Linked DNA regions of Mus musculus: regions 2 and 3 are each linked to region 1. The links are chromatin loops, found by intact Hi-C in ENCODE. Cell type or tissue: gastrocnemius. All regions are shown on one strand. Each heading gives the region's core, and the rest is flanking DNA. Links, peaks and the distances in the headings are about the cores only.

Evidence for each region. Hi-C counts contacts between places; a loop is a spot of excess contacts. Peaks named below come from ENCODE experiments on the same cell type or tissue, not always from the same donor. Only the 100,000 strongest peaks of a DNase experiment are listed, where the experiment ranks them.
Region 2: a loop joins it to region 1, with 2.0 times the contacts of the local background. A loop is called at or near these places in 2 of 42 quality-filtered maps.
Region 3: a loop joins it to region 1, with 2.4 times the contacts of the local background. A loop is called at or near these places in 3 of 42 quality-filtered maps.

The regions. Positions count from the first base shown.
Region 1 is chr1:43,247,559-43,253,145 of GRCm38, reverse strand. It overlaps Gm29040 (a long non-coding RNA gene), which reads left to right. Exons shown (of 3, transcript XR_003947809.1): 3 at 2,603-4,988. Among named protein-coding and RNA genes, the nearest start is that of Gm29040, 11 kb to the left of the region's middle. In gastrocnemius, for the core only: no CTCF peak of the experiment used is centred there; a DNase peak (open chromatin) is centred at 2,660; H3K27ac peaks cover 778 bases.
Region 2 is chr1:43,170,948-43,176,534 of GRCm38, reverse strand. It overlaps a transcript of Fhl2 not described here. Among named protein-coding and RNA genes, the nearest start is that of Fhl2, 9.8 kb to the right of the region's middle. In gastrocnemius, for the core only: no CTCF peak of the experiment used is centred there; a DNase peak (open chromatin) is centred at 2,913.
Region 3 is chr1:43,164,369-43,169,955 of GRCm38, reverse strand. It overlaps a transcript of Fhl2 not described here. Among named protein-coding and RNA genes, the nearest start is that of Fhl2, 3.2 kb to the right of the region's middle. In gastrocnemius, for the core only: no CTCF peak of the experiment used is centred there; no DNase peak of the experiment used is centred there.

The DNA.
Region 1 (5,587 bases), core at 184-5,183:
ATTAGTCATTCATCTCCCACAATGCACTTTGTTGACTAGAAGACTACAGAGATAACCTCCAGTGTTCTCCAACTGTTAAGATTCTGTATGTAGTCACTTCGCGACATCTATCTGTAATTTATGTCATTTAGGTTTCCTCATTTACTGTGGGGTGTATTTGTGTGTGTGTGTGACTTCTAAAAATGTACAAGGAGCTAGATATGAGGCAAATATTCATCAAGTATTATCAGAGAATCTGTTGATAACTGCCATTCATGTGCAAACCAAGGTAAAGCCATGGTGACCAAAACTACGTTAAAATAATTGCTACCTGAGCCAGGATGGAGGCTCTCTCACTAGGATGGTGGCAGTGGCTTACCATAATTGTAACATTTAACCAACTGATTCAGTAAATTATCACTCTTTCCATCTACTAGTTAATAAATTAAAACCCATACAGTTAAGGTATGTTTACACATACTCATATCTGGTGTTAAATGAAGTGGAAGCCTAGTGCCAGGCCTACTTAGAGATAGTCCCATGTCATTTCCCACCAGGTTACTATTGTTGGGGTGACCTTTCTTCACATTGTATTATGGCATGTGTTGTCTTTTCAAATGGTAATTCTGTTCCAGCAGAGATCTAAGTGCTGGCAGAATTTTGGTATTATTATTTCTATGAGCCACAACCAGGTTTTCTATTTGAAAATGCTTGTCCTTCCACATCTACCCCAAAGATGAAGGTTATGCGGTCCTCGATGCCTTAGGCAACCAAAGAGATGGACCAGACATTGTCTTACTACTGATTGGTTATAATAAAGATTTGACAGCTAATAGCTGGGGCAGGATGTAAGGGGGCAGAACTTCTGAGCAGGCAAGGACATAGATGGGGGGCAAGCAGAGGTAGCAGAATCAAAAGAGACAGGGAAGGGAAGAGAAAGGAGACTGAAGTAGATCAGGGAGGTAAAGAACGAGCCAGATGGCAGGGACACGGGCTGGGAGGTTGAGTTAAGTTGGAAGCTAGCTGAGAGATTGTCCCAGCAAAATCCCAACAGCTTTAAACTACATAGAACTCTCATATCTTATTTGAACTGTTCATATGTCTGTGTGTGTCTGTGTGAGGGTGTGAGCACATGAGTACAGGTCTTCAGGGATAAGACTTGTCTTTCCTGGAGCTGCAGTTCCAGGCAGTTGTGACTTGTCCCAAACACATGTGTTTGATGGGAACCAAACTCAGGTCCTCTAGAAGAGCATTGTATTCTCTTAATCTCTGAGCTATCATCCCTCCAGCCCCATCACATTGATTTGAAAATGTGACAAAGCATGGAAAATAGTAATTGCAAATAAAAAGAAACCAGAGCTATAGAAATATCACTGACTTCAACTTTATGTTAAATAACATTTTTAACATAAAGACAAATAAGAGTTATGTCTAGAAGTCATGGTGTCTCATTTCTGGTCACCAGTGTATGCAGAATGTGGTCGGTTTCCCTGCACATCCTGGATGGGGCTTGGTGCTGCCTGCGCTTGGGCTTATTGGCTTTGCCCCTGAGGTCAGTGGGTGCTAAGGGATCCCAGCTCTGGCGCTGTGACTTCAGAGATTCCAAATAGGCTATAAAAATGTGAGCCAAGATCAGAAAGTATCTCATTAACAAGGTAATGCTGACACATGAAACTTCGAGAGAAAAGACAGCATGTAGATGAATACACTGTCATGGTAACGCCAGGAAAAAAGAACTGGGGCAAAGGTGAGTATCAGTCATCAAAATCCGTGATTGCCCACTAGCTGCTTCTTTTGTTGTCCGGTTGGTTAGATCCACTCGTGAGGTGAAAGCTCTCATTTTAGTGTGCCCTTGCTGCTCAGCTGTATATAAGCTGTCACTTCCCATGAGACTGCTTTGGTAGAATGATATCTCAGGCCTTGTGGCTACTTTTTGCCTTACACTCTGGGTAGAAACCCCAGTGTAGTGCCGAGCAGGCACTTTCAATGTGAGAATCCTCCTTTTCGGGTGTCTATTATCTATGAACATGAGCCAACATGGTGGTTTGGCTCCTTCTTCCTTCCTATAGTGTCTGGCACAATGGTTTGGTGGGTTTAGTCCCTTTTGAGTTCTCGTGAATAGAATGGCTTCATTCTTGCCTTTGTATCTTTGCTGTTTTACCTGTAAAGCCTTCTCAGATTTTCCCACAACTGTAGGACGATAGCAATGGCACCTGGCAGCACATTCTTCATGTTGGACCACAGGACTCTTCCCTAGTCTTGACAGCTCTTATTTCTAAGCATCCAGAACACTTTATTTCAAGCAACTCAGCGACCAACAGTGTTATTTTGATTGATTTTTAATTTCAGTCCTGAAGGACCTGTGTGCCAGGCACTGTAGAAAGCACTTCCAGGAGCATTTCATGTCCCCTTGTAATGGCCTGTAATACTTGTCCTAATTCAATGTCAGGTGAAGATCCAGGGGCAAACGGACTTACACTAGATCTTCAGGCTATGCCAGGTGAAGCCGTAGAACACACAAATCAGGCCCACTCCTGCTCTCCAAACTGGTCCCGCTGGACAACTCAGAAAGGACGTCTAGTGTGCCCTCAGTTACTATGTCTGCCCTCTGTTTCCATTTCAGACATGCCAAGAGCACATGATTGACAGGGAAGGCAACTCCTGGGATGGAAGCCAGCCGCTCCTCTTGGTTCAGTGCCACTGGCCAGGCTGGCACACAGGAACACGTGCTCACATCTCCCTTTGCTGGAGCAGCTGTCAAGTACTTGGCCTTTGACATGACCTTTGGGGATCCTCGCTGACTTGCTTCAGGCAGGGGTTTTCCATGAATTCATGTGATGCTGATTTCCACACAAGACTCCTTATTTTTTTCCATGTAAAACACAGACATTATACCCTAAACATTTACAGTGTAAGAGATGAATTGTTCATTTAGATGGTTCCAATTTCATTGCTGATTTTTCTGTAAGTTTACCTGTATTTTTGATGTTTCTAACTGGTATGTCAAAACCTCAAAATGGAGAAACTGGGTGATTTGCATTGTGATCTCTGCAGTCAAAATGGGCCATGAAAATACTGTTTAGATTTTTAGACTGTTTACATCTGAGCTGGGGGGAGAAGTGGCCAGTAGGGAGCCAGAGTCAGAACACTGGAATTCACAACTACTTGGAAGTTTAGTTGCCATAAATTCCTTAGGAAAACAGCTTGGGTTGGGGGCTAGTGTGTACACCTATGTAATGTATAAGATTGGAGGCTGAAAGGGAACTTCAGAGGTATTGTGGGGGTTTGAATGGTTGAGAATGGCCTAAGTAGGCTCTTATGTTTGAATATTTGGTCCCCAGTTAGTGGAACTCTTTGGGAAGAATTAGTAGGTGTGGCCTTGTTTGGAAGAGGTGTGTCATTATGGGTAGGCTTTGAGGTTTCAAAAGCTCATGCCATTCCCAGCTATCTATCTCTGCCTTGTGGTTATTCCAAGATGTAAGCTTTCAGCTACTGCTCTGTCCCCATGCCTGTCTTGCCTGTGCCATGCTCCTATCATGATAGGCATGAAACTGTAATCCCCAATTAGTATCTTCTTTTATAAGTTGCTTTGGTCATGGTGTCTCTTTGTCACCATGTAACCAAGACAATAGTGTTTACAGGAGGTAAACACTTCTCATTATTCCTCTGTACTGATCTTCACATGGTGGCAATTTCATATGGCTCAAGTGAATAGCACTGTGGGAAATGAGAAGGTGGTGGTAGTGTTAGAAGACAGACAACACCACTGCACAGAAGGGGTGTGGCTCTTCCCATCCAGCAACTCTAAAACCAGGCAGGAGATTTGATTCAGCAGTGGTCAAAACCAGTTCTCAAATATTTAGAGGACTTAAGATATACTGGGAGAACTAAGATGCAAATGAGTTGCAGAAGATTTATTTACTATTAAAACTAAAGGGTAGTTCTGAAGCCTCATGTCTTCCATGATCCAATGACCTGAGACTTCAGTAATGGTAGTAAGGTCAAGAAAGAGAATCAGACTGACAATGTAGGTAAACAGCGTCTTTGAGACCAAGATTGTACATGAGGGATACGTAACTGAGGTCATAGTGTTTATTTGGTGCATAAACTATATATTAAACGTCCTTAACTTCAGCAGCAGGTATGACTGTGTGTGCCGCATGCTGGGGTCAGGACAGTATAGATGGAAGGACTAATAAAAAGAGACAAAGCAAAAATCCATGTTAGTGGGCACTGATAAACACCTCTATGAACTCCTCGTATCCCTGTGACCAGAGGATAGGGCAGTGAAGGCCTTGGGATGTTTCATGTTCTGGTGCCCACCAGATCCTAGCTGACAGATATTGATCAAAACTGCCAGTTGGATGCTAACTCCTCATTCCTGATAATTAAACTGGAAAGGACTTCAAACTGTGAGAACAAAGAGTGCAGACAGACAGCCTCAGACTGCTCAAAATATCTTCCCCAGGGTCCCTCAGTAGGTAGCCCTTTCCAAGAATGTGTTTATCAAAAGGGCAACTGGAAACTTTGCTTTCCTATGAACTCTGCTAACTTGCAACTTGAGATAGCCACAGATTGCCTCTCTTCAGAGAAGTATACTAACTATTTATAATTTCAGCTGGGACTGTCACCTCCCCTCTATGGCTAAAAGTTAGGACACATCCATTTGCCCGTCCAGGTTATGAGTGGTCTTGGATGTGCCTGCTGCCCAGCTAACTGCAAATGTTTCGTTGTAGATACATTCTTGTTCAGACTGGAAAACCATAGTCTAAGATGCTTCCAGAAGCAACTGTTCTGTCTCTACCCCTTGGGGTACTTTCAAGAACTGTCTACCACCAGAGGAACTTATCTGACTTGCACTACAATATACTGTCAAGACACAAGAGGCCAGCAAGCATGATTTTGTACTGGAATTTTACATCTTCCTACTAAGGCTCCAATTGGAACCTTGAATTTTTTTATACAAGGGAAAAAATGGATCATACATCTATTAGAGTAGCAGGGTCCTGCTCTTACCTAGGGGGTCTCCTGCCACTTCAAATATAAGTTTCCAACTCAGCTTAGTAAGCAATTCTCAAGTCTGAATACATGAAATAGCAACAGGGAAAAAAATCTGAAAATTGAAAACTCCAAGCCATCCAAATCAGTGCAGGCTTGCCCTGTCCTTCTGGTGCTGCCTAAAGTACAGTCACAAACATGTTGGTTGGTTTCCATGTGCACACCTCCCTCTTATAGCAAACCCCTAAATCCTCCAGAAGTCTCTTGTTTCTGCCCACAGGCCCTGTTGTGGAATGTCCCTCCTGGGCCCTGGATCTGAAGGGGCCTCACACACAGCTCATCACCTCTGAAGCACCATGAACAAAGCAGCCAGATGAGAACTCCCAGCAGACAGCTACTGATGGAGAGACCAAAAGTGTGGAGTTGTGAAAGCAGGGCTTCAGATAACAGGCAGGTCAGAGCCAGTGCCTTTCTGAGGAGAGGTCAGCCTTCCTCTCACTAAAACTACATCTGAAAATAGGAAGGGCACGTGATGTCAGAGGAGGCTCCATTAAGAGCTGGTGTTGCTCCAATGTGTCCCAGAAGTCCTCAAGTATAAAATATAAGAACA
Region 2 (5,587 bases), core at 294-5,293, 77 kb after region 1:
ATGCACGTGCACACACAATGGCTTACACTATTGTGGCAGCTGACAAGTCTGGGGTCAGCAAGTCAGTCAATAAGCTGAAAGCCAAAGGGAGCCTTGAGCCTGAGAAATGGGAAAGGGAGAGTTGACTTGGTGAGAATGGGCAGGCTTGGGACACAGGAGCTGCTGAATTTCTATTTCAGCTATTGAGAAGGAAGCCCAATGATCCAGCCTAGAAATGTCAGGCAGAAAGAAATCTCTCCTCCTCTGGGTAGGTCGGGCTTTGCTCTACCCAGGCCCTAACAGGTTGAAGGGCACTCATAAAATAAAAGCTAAACTGCTTCATTTGTCATGAAAATTCAAATGCTATTATGTTTGAATATTAAATGTTTCCCCCACAGGCTCTGGTGTTGAAAAAAAAAGCAAACAAAAACAGTCCCCAGATGAAAGCACTTTTGGAAAATGGTGGACATTTTAGGACTTTTAGGACTTTGACCTAATGGAAGAAAGTTAGGCTGCTGGCAAGTGCCCGTGAGTGGTTCATGGAAGTCACACTCTCTTTTTTCCAAATTTGGCTCCTTTTTTTCCTCATTGCTTCCTGGCCATAATGAGGTGAGCATCCTTCGTTTTCATATGCATCTGCCATAGGCCTTTGTCTCACCACAGATCCCAAGCAACAGGGCCAAGTGGCCATGGACTGAATCTTCCGAAACCAGGAGTCAAAATAAACCTCTTCCCCTTTGACGTTGATCCTCTTGGTTACTCTGTCTCTGTATCAGAAGGCTGATGAGCCAAGGGTGGGTCTCACCCACAACTCCAGAGTAAGGTTTGGCCAAATAGCTTGCTACACAGTAATCCAATCAAGTGAGCACATAAAATTGAGCACTGAAGATTCTTGGGTCTGGTTGAGGGCTCTGCCCATGTTTCCATCACTTTACACACATGCACTTGCCACATATTTTCCCTCACCTTCTTAAATACTGTTAAATGTCTACTTCAGTCACACTGTGGTCTTGAACCTAATATACCAACTGGGTGACTTTTTAGTCTTCTAAAAATGGAATTCTGACTCTACTTCCATCCTTACCATCCCCACCCACCCCCTGTTCTTCCTATCTGTATTAATCTGGCTGCTTTGTAGATTTGTGTTTTTGTGAATGGCTTATTACACTTAACATACTGTCCTCCAGTTTTACCTGTGCTGTAGCATGTGTCAGAAGTTCCTGCCATTCTAGGACTATGTAATACTTTATTATGTCTATCATTCCATTGTATATGCAAGAGTTTGTTCTTCCATCCATCTATCTATGGACACTTCAGGTATATACACCTCTTGTGGTCATGGGTACTTCTGTGAGTGGGTACAGATCCTGATTTGGGGGCTTCGGGATATATATCCAGAAGTGAGATATGCCTTCCATATCTTAGTCCTGACCAGAACTTACTAGAGTTTTAGCTTTATTCAGCTAGTTTCTTTTCTTCTAATCACACTTGAAGTGGATGGAGGGAGATTTACTCATCTTGTGGGGGACTGTAACCATGAGTCACTTAGTACATATCAGATTCCTGGAAGGACGTTATAGGAGCCCTGCCTTTTCATTGTTATCGTTCTAGAGATGGAACTCAAAGCCTAAAGCATGCTAGGCAATGGCTTTACCTCTGAACCCTATCCTTGGCCTTATACACTGTGAATGTCAAAATAGCTCCAAGTTCTGACATTATTCTTGTGTTATTCATCCCAAAGACGAGGACTCTGGATGTGTCAGAAATAAAAGACTCCCATTAAAATCAGGAATAAGAGAGAAAGTTCACTATGCCGTGCTTGGAAAGGGTTAATGAAACAAACCTTGTACACCACAGTTTATCATCTTAAAAACTGTCTCTGAATGAGACAGCATGGACATTGATACTTCTTCCAGAGTTAGAATTTGGGCTTTTTAGTTACCTTTTTAAAATAATACAAGAAATATATGCTAATATCCTCTCGTTTTGTGTACATTTTAGGATTGGTTTTTAAGCTGAAATCAGCTGTAGGTGTCTCAAGCAGAGGGGGCTCTGTGTGGCTTACTTGCATTCTTTGAGCATTTGCTCGTGTTATTGTTCCTCTTTAAGTTTCATGGCAACTCAGTGCACAGCCGTAGGTTTAGGAGCAAAATGTTGGAGACTGGGCAATCGATGAAATGGACTTGATGCACTCCAGCACCTTCTGTGCCTAGGTCCCATGGCTTCTTATGTGAGGTGGGCTTATTGTGTGGTATGTAGCTTCCTAAAAACACCCAGCATGGGTCCATCCCATAGCTCTTCCTATGCCAGCGGCCATGGCTTTGGCTTTCCCCTGACAGGCTATTTAGCACTGTGAGAGCAAATCTAAAAGGGTCAAGAATCTCACAGCTCCCTGTCTTGCATTCTGCAACATTTTTTCCCACCTATGTGGACCCTCTGGCTGCCAGCACAACAGAGCACAAGCTGATACAAGAAGACGTGCATACCACACACTTCCCTCTGGAGCCTGAGCCAAGAATCCTTCTTGCCTGAGAAACACAGGCCAGTGTTGGTTTTGGATACCACCACCAACTAGCAGTACAATGTGTGACCTGTTTTCTCAGAGATTAGCAATCACAATAGACTTCAAACGGTTTCACCCTAATAAACCTGTTGGCAGATAGCTTGCCAAAGATCAGAGTGAGTCCTTACTGAGATGCTGGTATATTAGAAGTGGTTGATGAAAATAGTCGTGAAGAGTAGCCACCACCAACCCACTAGATGCAAAGAAAATGCTTGACTTTGCTTGTATGAGGGCTGTGTGTAGGGCATGGTCTCTTCAGAGACTATAAAGGGAGGAAGGCAAATGAAGCTACTAGAAGGTGGAGGAGTTGCCAGTGAAGTCATCCTGGCTTTAGCCTTCCCAGCTCCCCTTCCAGCTGGCCAGCTGCCTGGCTCTGATTTCATCTGAGCGATAAAACTACCCTCCCACCTTTAATCTGATCCTGGTTCCTCCCCAGGTTACCAAGTTCCCCGTGTCCCAGCCTCACACTCAGAACCCTGCCTTCTTCAAAAACCTCCCGCTCCACCTGCATGCAGATGGTCACAGGGCTGAGTCTCCAGGATTTCTGATCCCTGTGACATCTCTTCATTTTAGTAATGTGACATAGATACTGTCTAGGATCTAGGCATGTGCAGACTTGTTCTGGCAGAGACACTGGGGTAGGTCCTATTCCTGGCCATGGCTTTGGTATCTGCTGCCATGGAAAAGTACGCCCCATGCTTCTCCATCTAGTTCACACAGATGCCTCAGGGACCCAATAATAATAATAATAATAATAATAATAATAATAATAATAATAATAATAATAATAAAACCTAGCCTTGAGGAAGCCCCATGATAGGTTATACCCATTTCTCTGGCTCTTTATCAGACAGAGAACCTAGATAGGTCTTGGGACAGGAGAATCGCATCATTCAACCATCATTCTGTTGTTTTGGCCCTGTGGCGGTACATCAAAGCAGAGACAGTATACTGGAGCAAGCTACTGCTCACTTCCTGGCTGAGAAGAAAACGATAGAAGCAGAAAGAGCTAGATTCCCCCAATTACCTTTTAAAAACAAACAAAGCCACCCTCAGTGGTCTGAAGTCTTCCCAACATCCCCTTCCCGAAGGGTCTACCATCTTCCAGTAGCACAAGGAAGACGCCTTTACTGAGCTGGAAAGCAACCCCGGTGCTGAAATCAAAGTAGGATTATTGGACTTGGAAATCCTCGCAGCTATCTGTGGGCACAGAGGGCCAGTCAAGGGATGTAGAAACCTTTTGGTCCTGCCTGCATTTGCCAGTGTTTTCCATTCATAACTTGAGTCTCTCAATCCAAGTGAATTTGCTCTAAGACTGACAGGGGGAAGAGGTGGTGTCAGAGCTCCTATCTCTCCCAGCCCTGCTCACAGACTCTCAGAAACACGTCTAAGGGCTGAGGAAGTCTCATAAGGCTGTGGCTGAGTTGTTGCCCAAGGATGGTGTACCTGCCTGTGCAGTGAGCCATATCACACGCTTGTGCTGTTAGACAGAGGAGGACCTCAGAGAAACTGAAGGGCTTCTCGGTTCAGGTTTGGCTCTCGTTAGTACCGACAGAATGTTTTAAAAAGTGAGCAATAGACAAATTGGTGTGACTCTTGCAGAAAGGAAAGAGGTGAATTTAGATTTGGGTCTCAGAAATGAAGAGAGGGTTCATCTGTAGACGGGGGATGCCCTGGAAGCCCCTGTGAGAAAAATTCTCTGGGATGTAGTAGAGCTGTGGTGGGCAGTGCTGGGCGTGGGCAGGAGGCAGCTGTGCTCTAGAGGAATAGGTGGACTCAGACTTTCCCACGCGCAACTGTCTGGCAGCCTTACTCTCAGGTCCCTGGAGTACCTACAAATGATACGACCTGGAAGCTACTTCCCTTAATGCAGGAAGAATGACTCCCAAGCCCAAGTATGTTGCCACCTGGTGCAAGGCCCAGCTTTCCTAATCAGCTTGCAGTCAATCTGTTTGCAAAGAAGATCTCAGCGCAAAGCCTAAATCACTACACTGCCTGAATGGGCGTCAGCCCTGATGACCTTGACCTCCAGACAGCTTTTGCATGGCCTTATACGGACTGGTTCAGGTATATTCAGGAAACCTGAGTTCAATTCAGTAAATAGTGACCAAGCTGGGAAACCATGTGAACACAGAAATGTTTCAATGCTTCCTGAGAGGGGCTCACAGCCTTTCCTTCTGCAGATAATAGCAAGAGAAAGATGGTGTGGAATGATGTGACACAATGCACGCACAGGTATTCCACACAGCTTCTGTGTGTGTGTGTGTGTGTGTGTGTGTGTGTGTGTGTGTGTGGAGTTACTGTGTGTAGTATATTGGTGATATCGGGAAGGGGTGTGGTGGTCCTGGGTAGCAGACGGCGGGGTGGGGTGGGGTGGAGACAGAGTAAAGAGAGACATTCCAAGAGGCTTAGCCTGATAACTTGGGTTCTAGCTCAGAGAGACAGAATTAGTTTAAGAGAGAGTTCAAGAGAAAGATATGAAAAGAGTTTGAGAGAGAAAGAGGGGGGAGAGGAAGAGAGAGAGATTAGCAGATTAGCATACTCAAGGTTTCAAGGTCCTGGCCAACAATACAATAACTGATATGTAAAAAGGGAAGAAATTCTCTGTACTGAAAGAACTCTTTCCTCGCTGGTTGAAGTTGACTGAGGTCACATGGAGCAGAGAGTCAACAGGAAGTGGTCCCAAAGTCCCTCTTCTAGCTTAGGATCGCATTACACTCTCTGATTCCCCAGCCTGGGAACTTGCCAAGCATCTTCGTTGTAAAACCTCCCAAGAATGTCCTTCTTCTGCTTTTAAGCCTGACCTACTACAGAAACAGCAACACCAGGAAGCAGACAGTGATTAAATAGGGCAGGAGAGCTCATCCCAAGGCAACAAGGGTGGGAAATCAGAAGGTCTCGAGGATATATGCAAGATGTAGAATTTCAAATTACGGAAAGGATGGCAAAGGTGGGAAGGGTCCCTTTTGAGTTGGACAGCTTGCTAGCTGTTTCAGATGTCTGACAGTTATTTGCAACGGAGCCCCTTGGAGCTGTTCCAGAAGG
Region 3 (5,587 bases), core at 294-5,293, 83 kb after region 1:
TAGCCAGGCTGTCCCAGAGCCCTTCTTGGACAGACTATTAAGATTGTCTACCAGAGAGAAGGAGAGAGAGTGAGATCTCAAAGTTGCAAGGCTGACTCATAAAATTACTCCATACAAGAGAAATGGGTTTAGTGTGGCTTAAGTAAACATCCCAGGAGAAGGAATTGTCCCCTTTCAGGAATATAGGGATAAATGGTCACAGGCCATGTGTGTAAGCGTTTTGAGGTGTCTTGACCAGGGCAAGAGAGAGTAAGACAGCCAAAGAAGGCAAGCTGAAGGGTGAATAAGTCTGTCCAGAAAAGGCCTGAGAGCAGAGAACAGAGAGGTCTCAAACATGCAGTGAGCGCATGTTTTCAGGATCTGTACCAGGAAAGCTCTCATGAGTCCAACATTCGCTGACAGGACGGAACTTCGATGCCAGAGGTTTTTGGTTTTTTTTTTTTTTCTTTCTTTTTTTTCCCCCCCCTTTTGGTGGTTCAGCCAACCAGAGTCTTTCTCAGTGTCCTGTCAAAGCCACAGTGGAAACTTGCATCCAGTGTTCCAAGCAAGCTTTAACCACCCATGGAAAACTAAGAATCATAGAGTCGTTTGTGGGTTTGGCTGGGAGTCAGGCGTGTTTTGAGGCTTCAAACACTGACTATTTGCATCCACTAACCACGTTTGTGAAAAAGAGAGAGAAAATAAATGGGACATGGAAACTGCTTCTCAGAGAGCCCAGCATCTCCCTCCCTAGCAGAGCCTGAAAGGCTGCAGAAGGGGAGGTGGTGGCCCTTGGTTTAGTGCTAAGCTTATCTTGGTAATCTCGGGCAAATGAACAGAGTATGGGTTCTAGGAGTAGAAGATGGGAACTCCTCCCTTTTGTTGGAGGAAGCCTTAGGCAGCCCTTGTTTGCATAAGCTCTGAGAAGACTGCTGCGGTGGCCCTGTCAACTGTCTGGTTTTCGGTGCTTTTTAGAAAGCATGTTGAACCTGCTGAGCCACCACACCAGGACATGGGTCTGTGTCTTCCAGATGCATGTGGACACCTGCCTCCTCCCGATCCTCAGGTGGAGAGGGCATGGGTTTTGATCACTCCTGTTGCTTCTCCTGGCTTTCTGATCCGAGACACTTACTCACCTCCCAACCATGTGAGGCAATTGGGAGGTGAGCTCTGAATCAGGGCTGAGTCATGCAGGCAGCTTCCTGCCCAGGGTTGAGTGGGGATGTCTACGTGGGAGGAATCTCTCTCCTCCAAGGGACAAAGGTGCTCTCAAAGCTTTCCAGTGCTGACGGTCAGTCGGTGACACCCATATAGGGATGTCTGTCTCCTGGACCTCGTTCATGTGTTTGCTTTCTTCCTGATGGCGATGATGTCCTCCAGGTCCCCATGAAGTGACCGCCATCAGAAGGCAACCCCAGTCTATTCCTCACAGGTGAGGTTGCAGCCAGCCTCTCTCACTAGCTGGCTTGCCACCAGGTAATAGTACTCGCCTGCCTCAGATACTCCGTCTTCATGCTGGTGCAGGCCAATCCAAAGTCACCGTTTGATTCACTCTGATCCACAGCCTGAACCTTTTGATTTAGTGATGTTTCCGTCTGTATTTCCTCCCATGGCCAGAGGATGTGATACATGAGGCTGGGGTTTAGAGTTCCTAACACTTCTGTGTCTGCTCTTCCTCCCCCTCCTCCCCTCTTCCTGAAATGGAAAACACGAGGTGGGGTTCCAATACCCTGCCCGCAGGCCTTTGAGATTCCAAGGAGTTGTTTCATTCATAGCCCTTCTGGGATCACCTGGAGAGCTGCTTTCCCAAGGATTTGCCCTCTCACATGGTTCCTGAGCATCCTGGGACGTGCAGCTAAGAGCTCATTCCCTCCAGCTTCCGCAGCTGTGTGGCCCTGGGGCCCAGGGAGTGGATGGCTGGTAACAGAATTACAGGCCCACTGTAATAAACAAGAGAACTCGGTAACCTTTCACTCGCCTTTGTTGTGGCTTGGGGAATTAGACTCTGTCCTGATTTCTTTTCCTTTGACAAACTACCCTGTTATCTACAGCAGCATTTTTTCAACCAGAAGAGAAATTTCCATTTTTAGAACAGGAGCTAAGTCTTAATCTCCTCCCCGATGAGAATGCAGCATGCAGGCTTCTTATTCTTGGATTTACCACCCCTTCACTCTTAAAAAAGAGCTACTGTTTACTAATGACCCGCTCTGTGCTAAACGTGGCACTGTTTGGTCCTAACTGGTTTATATGCAAGACAGCGAAGGACTACAGACCTCCACAGTAATTCCTTAAACTAGATCTTAGTTAGATCATGTTGCAAAGGAGTAAATTGAAGACTAGGAAGCCTCAGGACTTACCTGAGGGCAGAGATCTCATCATAGGTAGGGCGCTCAGGTACAGGACTGAATTCGGGGCTCTATACTTCCCTAGTAGAATTTATATTTTCCAGAATGTTTCATCCAGTGTGATACAAAACCGTCAATTCAGAATGATTGAAGAACTCATTGTAAAAAGGTGGGTGGTTGCAAGTTATCTTTCAGTAACCGGTCTGTTCATGCATCCAGATTGTCTCCTAATTTTCATTTTTAAATAGTTTATTCTTTGAGTTGTTAATATGTGTAGATGATATTAAACCTAGCAATTGTCTAAACTTCGTTTCCCCGACAACCCTCCTCTGACTCTGTAATTCTAAGTGATTAGTTTCTTATTTTTTTCAATGAACATGTGTTACTTTCAGTTTTCAAACATTTAAAAATTGTTAATAAATAACACATTTGGATTCCTTGAATGTCACAGAAGACAAAAGTATATGCAAAAAAAAAAAAAAAATAGTCTCCTTCCCCTGCAGTCTCCCAACCCGACAGCTAACTAGGCCCAGTCACAAACAAGACTGACTGTATTGCAGCTCCTCTTCTTGATCACAAAAGCAAATGAATGATTACAACCTAGGAAAATGGTCTCCACTTTTATTTTTCTTGGTTGCTGTTGTTTTGGAGATCATGCTAAATCAGTAAATATACTTACCACATTTTCAACAGCTACACTCATAAACACTTTGAAAGTGTACCAAGCTGTGTTTAACAAGTCTCCTATTGGGGGACACTTGATCTCATCCAGTATTTTGCTGTTACAAACAGCTCTGCAATGACTATTCTCGAGTGCATTATCATTTTACATAAGAACAAGTACATACAAGATAGGTTCATGTAAGGGGGAAACCTAGGAATGGCCAATGGTATGTGTATTTTAAATTTAAAGACATTTTTCATCATGAGACTTCAAACATTGCCAAGGGAGAGGAGAGATAGGATGAAATTTCAACATTCACTATCAAGCTTCAATTACTATCAAATCCATAGTGAGACTGTTTTATGTATACATTTTGGCTTCATCTACTACCTCTGCCTCGATTTATCTTGAATCAACTCTGACTTGTTACTCTACTGGTCAATACTTTGGGAAAGTTTCTTAAAAGTAACGGCATTTTGAAAAGGAAAAAAAATGTGTATATGTCATTTCATACAAAATAAACTAACTTATTAATTATGTCAAATATCCTGTTAATGCTAAAATTTCCCAGATTGGATCATAAACGTTTCTTCTTTTAATTGTTTGTTCTGTGATCAAAATCCAAACACAAATTGTGACTCGGTGTTTGTTGTTTGTTTTTTGGTCCTTTGACGTCTCCCTCTCTCTCCCTTCCTCAGCATATTTGTAGAAATGGGTAAGTCTGCTTTGAAAGACTGGATTTTCCTGACCACGTGATCATTGAGGTTATTTCATATCTCTCTAATGTCAAAAAGAAAATACAAAAATAAATCACAGAACATTTAATTAAGAAAGCAACATAGGGGGGTTGGAGAGATGGCTCAGAGGTTAAGAGCACTCACTGCTCTTCTGGGAGGTCCTGATCCCAGCAACCACATGGTGGCTCACAACCATCTGTAATGGGATCCGTTGCCCTCTTCTGATGTGTCTGAAGACAGCTACAGTGTACTCATATAAAATAAATAAATAAACCTTAAAAAAAAAAAAGAAAGCAACATAACAATCAATGTCGCACAGATATTGTAGTTAGTAGAAGAAAATTTATACAACTAATTACCTCAATAAGAATAAGAGCTAATGCATAACTCACAGAATTTAAACAGCAAAACAAAACAAAACAGGAAAGGGTAAATATAGAATCGGCGTTTTGTTACTCTTTGAACCTGAGTTTTAGAAATGAGGCTGAAGGCTCACCATCATGAGACCATTTTGCAGTTTGTAGCTCTTACATATAAGAAAGCTAACTTGAGTAGCCTCAGAGCCATTAGCCTGTCTACGTACCCTTTACTTTGAATCCAAGATAGAGTGTACCTTGACCATCAGTGGGAATTTAGTTAGGTTATCCCTCAATTGCAAGATGGGGACAGGAGTGGGATGGATTTCCTGTGTCCCACCTCAGCTTGCTCACTCTCCTCTGAGGAAAGTGTCAACTCCAGGGAGTCACCCGAGTGAATGACGGGAGTTAAGAATTTCTCATCCTTTAAGATATTCTCATGGCCTTGCTAGCTCATAGACATCAGTGCAAATCTCAGCTGAAACTCTTCACCTCATCTAGAGTCCTCATCATTTAATTGAGATAACTAACTTTACCAAAAGGGCCTGAAGATCCCTGGAGTGGCCAGAGGTAGCTAATGTTGACTGCGTGGCAGTTATTCTAACACCCTTGTTTCTCAAGTTCTGAGGTTCCACCACGGAGACCCTCCAGTGACACCAATCAGGAAGTATCAACCAGAAGAAAGCCACCACACAGTTCTTCCTGCCTTTACTGGAAAACGTGTTGCCTTCAGCTCCCCTCGAATGATGGAAACAGCTTCGACCAGTGATGGTTCTTCACTGTCCATTTGACTGGGTTTTGAATCACCTAGGAGACACACCTCTAGAAGAATTTTTGTGGTAGTTCCAGAGAGGTTTAACTGAGGAGGAAAGACTGGCCCCCAAGGTGGACAGCACTTCTCAAGAGCTGGGTAGAGGAAGCTGAGCACCAGTCTCTTTTCTCTCTGTGTCCTGGCTGAGAAGGAAATGTGGCCAGCCACTTCCCATCCTTCCAGTGGCCATACCATCTCAGTGATGACCAACTAGATCCCTTCACAGACCCTGCACCCAAGCGAATCCCTTCATCAAGTGGCTTCTGTCACCTCACAACACTGACAAGTCACTACCCCAGGCCTTCATTGCTTCTCCACATGCCCATCTTCTACCGTGCCCGCATATGGACTCATTTGCTCAAGAGAGGAAGCTGGCTTTCCTGGGCATGAGGATACCGTATGCCTCCCAACACTGTGTTGAACAGTGTCCCGTGCCCCTTTTAAAGGCCAACTCTGCAGAGGATCTTGTCCTTCAGAGTGTGAAGGACACATTAAGACCAGTGTTTTCTTTTTTCCCAGAGGGAGCCACTGAATGTTCAACAGTTCTCTAGCCTTGAGTGTTGGGCAAAGGGCCTTCTATCAGTGAGCTCCTTAGTGGAACTAATTAATGATTCTCTAGGTCATCGGTTTGGTTCATTCCATGATGGAAAGTGTCTGCAAGGTAAGGCGCAGAAGGCTACCATGTCATTGTGTGC